Linked DNA regions of Homo sapiens: region 1 is linked to region 2. Evidence: read pairs that join two places in POLR2A ChIA-PET (ENCODE). Cell type or tissue: PC-9. All regions are shown on one strand. Each heading gives the region's core, and the rest is flanking DNA. Links, peaks and the distances in the headings are about the cores only.

What was found. Peaks named below come from ENCODE experiments on the same cell type or tissue, not always from the same donor. Only the 100,000 strongest peaks of a DNase experiment are listed, where the experiment ranks them.
Region 1: POLR2A ChIA-PET joins it to region 2 with 8 read pairs; 2 of 35 experiments call an interaction of 5 or more read pairs at or near these places.

What each region holds. Positions count from the first base shown.
Region 1 is chr14:65,498,879-65,504,261 of GRCh38, reverse strand. The region is part of intron 2 of FUT8 (fucosyltransferase 8); the gene reads right to left. Among named protein-coding and RNA genes, the nearest start is that of MIR625, 30 kb to the right of the region's middle. RefSeq lists enhancers at 2,512-2,681, 2,712-2,771. In PC-9, for the core only: no CTCF peak of the experiment used is centred there; a DNase peak (open chromatin) is centred at 1,249; H3K27ac peaks cover 2,665 bases.
Region 2 is chr14:65,617,826-65,623,208 of GRCh38, reverse strand. The region is part of intron 5 of FUT8 (fucosyltransferase 8); the gene reads right to left. Among named protein-coding and RNA genes, the nearest start is that of MIR625, 150 kb to the right of the region's middle. In PC-9, for the core only: no CTCF peak of the experiment used is centred there; no DNase peak of the experiment used is centred there.

The DNA of each region.
Region 1 (5,383 bases), core at 240-5,239, 120 kb after region 2:
CAATTCCTGATCACCAAATGTCAACAAATTTAGTTAAAAAAAATTTTTAATCCATACAGTTAACATCCTACTTTAATATTTTTTCCTAAAAAAGAACATGAAAGTTCAACTAATACAAAAAAGCCTCGCAGTTTTAAAGAAGGGGGTGTAGGTGGGAGAAGTAAGAAATTCAAACAGCTTCAAGGACAAAAAGCATGTCCCACACCAGAACATATTTACAACTCTTCAACTTGAATTCAACTAACATCCAACTGCGGCAATCAGCCAAGCTTGGCAAATTAAAATAACAGTAATTTTGACAGATTATCTTCTATAAATATTCAAATATGAACATTTGTGTTCACGCAAAGGTCTCCATATGCCAATCAAAATGCTTTGTTAAGGATCCTAACATTGAGCTTTTTTCTTCACCCATCTGTAGGAATCCCCTGAATCCTTAACTTCCATTTTAACTCTCTCACCCCAGCTAATTGTGAGACACATTATCTGTCTAGTTGTAGCCTGAATTAAAAACTTAAGGATAACATTCACATAGTATCAACAGACAAAAGGAACCTAGAACCTTTCAAAATCTAGGTCTGTAAAGACAAAAGGAAAGATCCAGGAAGGCAGGGAGGGAAGGGCAGAGAGAGGCTCTTGAAGGATGGCAACCAAATGAAAGATTACCTTTCTATTTGTGTTAGCAGATAGAAATTACTGAAAGTAAAATCTAGATGTAAAGAGAAATTAACAATTTCATAAATTTGGGCTCTATTCAAAGTTTCATTTGGCTCAAGGCAAGATGCTGTGTTTTAATGACAAGTTTAAGTATATGAAACTGTCAAAAGCAGAGAAATGCCATCAGTATGAAATTCACACTAAACACACTTTTTGAAATCTGCAGATGTCCTATCATCAGGAACAATCAATAAATAAGAGTAACAATGGCTTTAATGAAAGCAAGTTATCTGATGCATGAATTTGTTAATTGTTCTATTCTGTCCTCCATTACTCAGTTTCCCTTAAATATGTACACAATTACCAAGCAGTCTCACGCCTTCCAGGAAAATTACAAGTGATAGGCACATTTCTGCATTCAGGGCAGCATTATATTATGGAAGAAAATTTAACCTATTCAGAAGCATATATTTCTCTGATCCTACCTGGAAAGAAACAGCTATAAATAGCTCTACTAAAATTGCTCAAAATATTTCTAGACGGGCAGGCTTACAATAGAAACTCTTACTTTATGATCACTCACCACTCAACCATCCAAGTCCAACACTGGATCTAAGCCAAACCAGTAGTTCTCAAGGGAGGGAAGGGAGTTAAAAAAGTCTGGTCTAGGGACCAGTAGCTCCAGCCTCCCCTGGGAGCTTGTTAGAAATGCACAATCTCAGGCCTTACCCAGGGACATATTGAATCAGAATCAGTATTTTACCAAGATCCTCAACTGATTCATATACACATTAAAATTGAAGAAGCTCTGCAGGAGGGGGAATTTTTGAATGAGTAAAAAAGGCATAATCTTTTCAGAGGTTGGTTACCACTGCAGACCACTGTTTGGCTAATAAGCAACCAATTTTAAAACTTTGTTTATGGGTAACATCATTACTTTTACCATTATTTATTTTACATTTTAAATAAGGGCTTTTAAAAAACAGAAATACCTCAAGAGGCAAAGAAGGAGTATCTAATGATTAAATGTAAGTTACCAAAAAAAGCTGTAACAGAATTATCTCAGAATAAGTGGACCCGGGCCGGGCACGGTGGCTCACACCTGTAATCCCAGCACTATGGGAGCCTAAGGCGGACAGATCACTTGAGGTCTGGAGTTCGAGACCAGCCTGGGCAACATGGTGAAACCCTGTCTCTACTAAAAAGACAAAAATTAGCCAGGCATGGTGGTGGGTGCCTATAATCCCAGCTACTCGGGAGGCTGAGGCAGGAGAATCACTTGAACCTGGGGGGTGGAGATTGCAGTGAGCTGAGATCCCACCACTGCACCCCAGCCTGAGTGACAGAGTGAGATTCTGTCTCAAAAAAAAAAATAACAATAAATAAGTGGACCCAGCCAGGCATGGTGGCTCACACCTGTAATCCCAGACCACTTGGAGGCCAACATGGGTGAATCACTCGAGGCCAGGAGTTCGAGACCAGCCTGGCCAACATAGCAAAACCTCGTCTCTACAAAAAATACAAAAATTAGCTGGGTGTGGTGGCAGGTGCCTGTAGTCCCAGCTACTTGGGTGGCTGAGGTGAGAGGACTGCTTGAGTTTGGGAGCTCGGGACTACAGAGAGCCAAGATTACACCACTATATTCCAGCCTGGGCATCAGAGCAAGACACTGTCTCAAAAAAAAAAAAGAAAGAAAAGAAAAGACAAAGTAGACCCGTCTCATGCCCCCTCCCCCATCACATTAACTAAACAAATTAATTTTTTAAATAATAATAACAACTTTCCTTCCAAACCCTCAGCATTAAGAATATCTGGGTCTGGGGTCCAAGTAGCTAGGAAAAGAGACCAAGAGACCAAAGGCCTATGGCCTCCTTTGACCAGAAGAGAAGGCTATATATACTGGTTATTCAGCTATTTTCTCTCAGATCCAAATCTACCCTTTAATACTCATCTTTGTAATACTGAAAATAAAACTCTGAAAACTACTTTTCTCTTCTGCAGCTAGCTTCCTCACACTGCCAATAAGGACACTAGAGGGAGAATGCAGTACATGCTTTTTCCAGTCAGCATTGCCCAGCATAGATCCTCCACCCCAGCAGTAGCAGTGATAACCACCAGCTTTTTCTGGCACTCTCAGAAATTCCCCTCAGACATACCAACAGCTGTCAGGAAGTACCCCCTCCAGAGGTTTTGAACCCCAATTCTATGAGGTCCCAACTCCAAGTTCTTATTTCCCCCTCAACCATATGAATAGTGGCTAATTCCTGCAAATATTGTCTCTGTGTTACCCCAGTGTTCCCTGTTTGCTTTTTCAGCCCTCCAATACCTGTATAATCCCTTCCCTGTATTAAATTTTCTGGGCTGAAATTTTTTGTTTTTGTTTGTAATTCTGTAGAGACAGGTCTTACTATGTTACCCAGGCTGGTCTCAAACTCCTGGTCTCAAGAAATCCTCCTGCCTCGAGTATTTAGTGTGGACTGTTTTCCTGACCTGATCCTAACTGAGCCATCATGGCTAGATGGAATAAAATTTAACATGATCTTGATCGCTTTGGAAAACGGTCTTCCCAAACATGGTAAGTCCATAAGAAAATATTTACTGCCTCTCCTCCAAAATAGGTGCAAGATGGGAAATGGATACAAGAAGCACAGTTGAGGAAGAAAGAAGAAGCATAACCTAAGAAAGGAATATATTGAAACAAATATCATGGCATAAAACACATTTTAACCCTGAAAAACATAAAGAAAAGGCCAATAAAAAGTCTGAAGCAAATACAAGTTTTCAACGCTAATGAAAACCACAGATTTTTAGATCTATATTCTTCTGCCTCTGCCATTGTTCAGTTTTGTTACAGCAGTTTTGTATCTAGTTTGGGTTATTACACTTTAAGGAGACTATTGAGAAATTAGGGAAAGTCCAAAGAAGACTATACAAATGATGAAAAGGGATAGGAAATAGGATCCATAAAGAAAGGTTCAACAGTCAAACCTTTTAGTCTAGCGAAAAGAAAACTTCAGGCCAACATATTAACTGCCTTCCAGTTTAAGAGTTCTAACCAGCTGTCCACCATCATCTCTACAGAGGAAATGAGCTTAAAATGGAAGACAACAAAGTAAGAGAAGACCTAAAATGTAGCTTCTTAGCTTATGACTCTCCTTCAGATAACTAAAGTGGTGGCTCTTAATGCTAGTTTCACAAGAGAATGATCCAGGATATTTTTACCGAAAGAAAAAATGATGATGATGATGACGACAATGATGACGACGATGATGCCCAGAACCCCAAAGGCAAAGCTCTAATTTAACTGGTATGACACAGAGCCAAGGCATAAAGAACAAAAAATATCTAAGTGTTTATAATATACTGAAAGCAGGAATGAGAACCACTTAATGGAACACTGCATAACTGTGCTACTCAAAGTGTGTTATAAGAATGAGCTACATCCAGATTACCAACAGGAGCTTGTTGGAAAGGTAACATCTCATCCTATTCCAAAACTACTGAATAAGAATCTACATGTTATTATGATCCCTACACAATCCCATATGCACATTAAAGTTTGAAAAACATTGTTCCATAACAGTTTGAAAGGGGCGTTAAGTGTGTATGTGAGACCAAACACCAGCCTAAAAATAACTAAGCTGAATTTTTCTGAGCTTTTAAATATAAAAATTTTTTTACCCTAAGGTCAATTAGAGTTTACTAAGAAGACTATTTTAGAGAGTGAATAATACTTATAACTAAATATTCAACACATACTATTTGCTGGCATTTTTTTTTTTTTTTTGAGACAGGGTCTTGCTGTGTTGCTCAGGCTGGAGTGCAATGGTACAATCACAGATCACTGCAGCCTGGATAGACCTCGATGGACTCAAGCAATCCTCCTGCCTCAGCCTCCCATGTAGCTGAGACTACAGGCACACACCACCGCACCAGCCTAAGTTTTTCATTTTTTATACATATGAGGCCTCGCTTGTTGCTCAGAATTATCTCGAACTCCTAGGCTCAAGTAATCCTCCCACCTCGGCCTCCCAAAGTGTTGGGATTACAGGCACAAGCCACTGCACCCAGCCCATTATTCTTTACAAATTGATTTAATCATCAACACACCTATAAAGTAGATATTTATTAATAATTAGTTATGGCAAAATAAGATATTAAATAATTTGCCCCATGTACTACTTAAAAAAAAAAGTGGTAAACCTGAGACTTGAGCTGTACTCTGTTTGAGGGCCTCTACTTAACCACAAAATAATTCTAGTTTATCAACACCATCCCCAAACATTCTGAAATCATTCAGAATGAAAGTATAATAACTGGTAATGAAAATGCTATAAGGGTAAAGAAAAAATTAGTGTGCTCTTCTCTGGTTAAAAAAAAATTCAGCCAGGTATGGTGGTGTGTGTGTGTGTCTGTAGTCCCAGCAACTTGGGAGGTTGAGGCAGGAGAATCACTTGAGCCTAGGAGTTTCAGGCCAGCCTGGGCAACATACAGTGAGATCACTGTCGCTTGAAGAAAAATTTTTGGTAATAACCACTGTTATTTATATTTGGGAAGTAACTGAAATCCTATGTTGGGAGACACGTTCTTACCCAATGCCTCCTTAATTCATCCCTACAACTATTACTACTTCCACAACCATTACCACCACTACAACCCTCAGAAAAGTAATGTACATGAGGCTATAATTATTTTTCACAATGAAAGAGGCATGACATAAATTTAG
Region 2 (5,383 bases), core at 255-5,254:
TGTTGAAGAGAGAAGTTTGGTCGGGCGTGGTGGCTCACGCCTATAATCCCAGCATTTTGGGAAGCTAAGGCAGAAGGATCACTTGAGCACAGGAGTTCAAGACCGAGTTGGGCACCATGGCAAGTCCCCCTCTCTACAAAAAATAAAAAATCTAGCTGGCTGCAGGGACACACGCCTATAGTCCCAGCTACTCGGGAGGCTGAGGCAGGAGGATCACTTTAGCCCAGGTCGTTTTTGCACCACTGTGCTCCAGCCTGGGTGACAGAGAGAGACACTGCCTCAAAAAAAAAAAAAAAAACAGAGAAGCTCCCCCTAAGGGCCAGCACAGAGATGGAATCCAGGCAAGAAGGTGAAGGAATTAACACTTACGGGGGTAAATGTGACTAAGATTTACTCTCAAAGTCAAATCCATGGGCAAATCTGCATCATGGGCAAGAAAAATTACTTGAGTTTTGTCCAAAGCTGCTTTTACTTCGGTTTGCTCCTGCAGCAAAAATAAGCAATGCTAAGGATAAAAATGTGACCAGGAGACAGGCAAGAAAACAAAGCTCCTTATTGCCTCCCTTATCTCAAGGAGGAACTTTAGGATGCCACCATCTTGACAACTGACACAGGTGGGGAAAACTCCAGAAGGATGACAACAAAAATAGCTTATACTATCATATATAAGACAACAATTATGTTACTTTGGTGAGTGATGTTCACTAGGCTTACATTTAGTTTCCAGGCCTTAACATTTTTCCTATTGAGTCTTTCAATAATCTGCCTTTATCTGTGCCAGCTCTGCAGGGTCTAAGAGTTAAGTTTTCCTAATGTATTAATAGGTCTGACCAGAGCCTACTAGAATCTATAATGTGTCACGCACTAGGTAAAGTATTTTATATATTTTCCTTCATGTAATCATCACAATGCTGTGCTATAGGAATTATATCCCCGTACGTAGAAGAGAAAAAGCTCAGAAAAGCTAAGTATTTAGCAATTAAGAGAACGGATTTTGGAGTAAAACCGTTCTGTTAACTTAGCCTGTGTTAAGCCACCTAATTTCTCTAGAACTGAATATAACTTCAGTTATAAAAATGGAACTAAGCTAGGCGCAGTGGCTGACGCCTGTAATCCCAGCACTTTGAGAGGCTGGAGTAGATGGATCACCTGAAGTCAGAAGTTTGAGACCAGCCTGGCCAACATGGTGAAATCCCGTCTCTACTAAAAATATGAAAATTAGCCAGGCATGGTGGCGTGTGCCTGTAGTCCCAGCTACCCGGAGGCTGGGGCACGAGAATTGCTTGAACCTGGGAGGCGGAGGTTGCAGTGAGCCAAGATCGTGCCACTGCACTTCTGCCTGGATGACACAGCGAGACTCCATCTCAAAAACAAAAAGGAACAACTTTGGGAGGCCAAGGTGGGCGGATCACCTGAGATCAGGAGTTCAAGACCAGCCTGGCCAACATGGAGAAACCCTGTCTCTACTAAAAATACAAAATTAGCTGGGTGTAGTGGCAGGCGACTGTAATCCCAGCTACTCAGGAGGCTGAGACAGGATAATCGCTTGAACTCGGGAGGCAGAGGTTGCAGCGAGCTGAGATCGTGCCATTGCACTCCAGCCTGGGCAACAAGAGCGAAACTCCATCTTAAATAAAAAAAAAGAGGAACAAATAGGCCAGGCGTGGTGGCTCACGCCTGTCATCCTAGCATCCTAGCACAAACGGGCCAAGGCGGGCAGATCACAAGGTCAAGAGATCGAAACTATTCTGGCCAACATGGTGAAACCCTGTCTCTACTAAAAATACAAAAATCAGCTGGGCATGGTGGCGTGTGCCTGTAGTTCCAGATACTCAGGAGGCTGAGGCAGGAGAATCGCTTGAATCCGGGAGGCAGAGCTTGCAGTGAGCCGAGATCACACCACTGCACTCCAGCCTGGCAACAGAGCGAGACTCTGTCTCAGAAAACAAAACAAAAAAAAAAACAGGAACAAATAATGCATACCTTGTAGGACTACTGTGCTGATAAAGTAACATAATGAATGCAGAACCTTTATCATAGTGACTGGCATGTAAGAAATCCTTAGTAAGTGATTATTTTTAATCTAAAATCATTCTTAAGTTTGGAAATCACACCCAAAAGATGTGTGGTCGTAGGAAGCAAAACAGAATTAGAACTACTAGATGAAAAACACCCTTTTCCACCTGGAGATTCTTCTTCTAATGCAAACTTTATTTTAGGAGACACTGTTCCATTACAGGCGATGAAGAATCATTATCTGGCTGATAGAGACTAAGTGATGAGCAGAATAAGGATGACTTCATAAAGAAATGTATCCCTTTGCACATGAATATTAAGATGAATGTTCTAGCACCACTTGAAAATAAGCTTGGATTCCTTAGAAGACAATCATACAAAAACATTTTGTTGAAACAAATCCGAAATTCAAGAAAGAATATCCACATCCCAGCTTAATATAAGTCTCAATCAAATCACATCTCAGAGAACTTAGTAAGATCTTCCTTCCTCCCTTCCTCTCTCTGTCTCTCTCTCTGTTTTTGTGTATATGAAATAAAACACAAAGAATAGAAGGTTTGAAGGTTCACCAAACTTAACTTTTCAAGAGTGGGAATATCAATTCTTGGACCTTCCAAACAGAATGAAAATACAAGCTATTGGGCAACAACAACTATGATCATAAACTTAAAAAAAATCTGTAAGCTATTCTATCAATCTTTCCCAGTGTACCCCTTGAGTCACAGTCATTTCTTTTGTTACATAATCCCCCACAATGTCTTTTTGTACATTAGCAAATCAGCATAATTAACATAAGTATCATTCACTATTTGGAGAACACAATTTAGTCTAAGCACAGCTGCCCTATATATTACTGATAATGAGAAATGCAAACTAGGTAAGGGAGATGAGATTGCTACTTTAACAGATTGTTTTTCAATAGTTTCAGTCAACACAGTTGAAAAATGGCTCATCTCCTGTACTTTAGTTTTATAATTGTTATAAATTACCATAAACAGAACTTGGTAAAAAAAATAATAAAATAAATGAATAAATTTAAAAAAAATATGGTAATTTTAAAAGCAGAAAGAAGCAGCTTTGGTACCCTTTTCATAAACTGGTATTTGGCAATATGAAGATGATAAAAAGAATCAGAGCAACAGTGATTAAGTTAAACATGTCTCTGCATCAGCCTGAAAGGTTGATAAGACAGACTCCATGATATGCTTAGAGGTTGAGGTACACATCTAAACTGCCATAAATCGAAGCACTGAACCTACAATACAAGATAAATGGTAAAACCACAATGGCAAAAATACTAACTCTAAACCGCTTAATTCTCTCTACTGCAAAGAGGTAGGCTAGGGTCAATTCATGATCAATGATATCAAAAGCTACAAGTATATTTAACTGTATTACTGGGAAGAATGGTCATATGCAATCACTAGAATGAAATCATCATTTAGAAATCTAGTGATGCTAAAACTTGATATCAATATAGCAGATAATAATTAATATGCTACTCTAAATTTATTATACCATCAACACCTCTAAATTCTTAAAACAGCCTGTAAAAGCTTCTAAAAGCCCAAGAATATTACTAATTACTACCAGTTGATTACCCAACTGTGGTTGCAGGCAGAGATTAGGCTCTACTAGTTATTAGCTATCAAGGCCAATCAGGTAAATAAATAGTATTTTGCTAAAAATCTCAGGTGAGTTGAATCTTAGATCAAACTTATGATATTTGGCCCCCAGGCTGCATTTTAATGCCTGGTAATGCAAGTGATGAACAACAGGAGCCAGATTCCAGGAGAGGAAACATGGTGCCCTGACTACTAGGAAACAGCTTCAAGTGGGCAACAAAGGAGGAGTCTTACCCCCACAGCTCACTGATGGGGTCACTAACCTACAGAGAAATGCGATTTCTACCAGGAAACAACACAGGCATCGTGGTGAACTCACAAAGAGAAACAGGGAGTCTGTAGTTGTAGTTCTCAAAAACCAGCAACTTTAGCTGCCCTTAGTATTACTACTACTATTATGATCTGTTTTTCACCACAGAACACTTCTGACACCAAATATGTGCATTTTCCACATCAGATAATTCTCCAAATCTCTGTGGACACCAACTAGGTAGTGACACAAACTACCCAGAATTAGCCCAGACCTCTCAGTTCCATAATACTACACCCCACTTCACATGCCATCGCAAGTACAAAGTGGCCAGGGTACCCACACTCTGTCAAATCAGGGGCTCCCACAATGAACTACTCAAGTTCAATAATCTGCTAATAATCTTCTAACCCAGGTAGAAGGCTGCAAAACCCTAATAGAGCCCAAGACTCAGGAGGGCTCTTTTAAGAAGGCAGGCCCATACCCAGGTGGCAGCCTCACTGACCATGGTCCCAGCTACAGACCTAGAAACCTATACACTATCATTTGAGCCAATGTAAAAATAAAATGGACTTTTGTATCATATAAAAATTACCAGAGGCAAACCTAAAAGTTTGTTTTGATTTTAATTCTTATACTTAAGGATCTTGAAAATGGTCAGTAAAAGGGTATATTCTACATAATAAAAGTCCTTTCTATTTGTACGTCCGTCAGTTTAAGGGTTATTTCTCTAATGTTTGATTGTGTTTTGCTCATTATTTGTATTACTGCATTCTAATCTGGCTTCCTGGAGTTAAATTACTACCCTATGAAGTTATGTCCCAGATTCATTGTCATTTCTGTTTAAGACAGGAAAATAAACTGACTTGGGTACCTTTACTTACCATTTTTGTTTTCAATGAACTACCATTATTTAACATACTAAATGGCACTGTAAGGAATCATAATTCAACAACAACAACAACAAAATGGAAAACTGATTTATATCAGTTTCTCAGGGGCCCATTTCTTATATTCACTTTTCATTTGTACATATGGTCACAAAACATATGCGAGTTATATAAACAAATTATATTATTATTTACAAAATAATTCCTTAAAGAATTATTTCAATTCAGCTGGACATGGTAGCCCAGGCCTATAATCCCAGCTACACAGGAGGCTGACGAGGGAGGATCACTGGAGACCAGGAGTTCAAGACTGGCCTGGGTAACATAGAAAGACCTCCACATCTAAAAAATAAATAAATAAATATATACATACATATATATATATATATATATATATATATATATATATATATATATGAATTAATTTTTAAAAACACTGGAAAATTAAATTCTCAAGTTATTTGATTACTCAAATCTTTTTTTTGAGACAGAGTCTTGCTCTGTTGCCCAGGCTGGAGTACAGTGGCATGATCTCTGCTCACCACAACCTCTGCCTCCCAGGTTCAAGTGATCCTTGGGCCTCAGCCTCCCAAGTAGCTGGG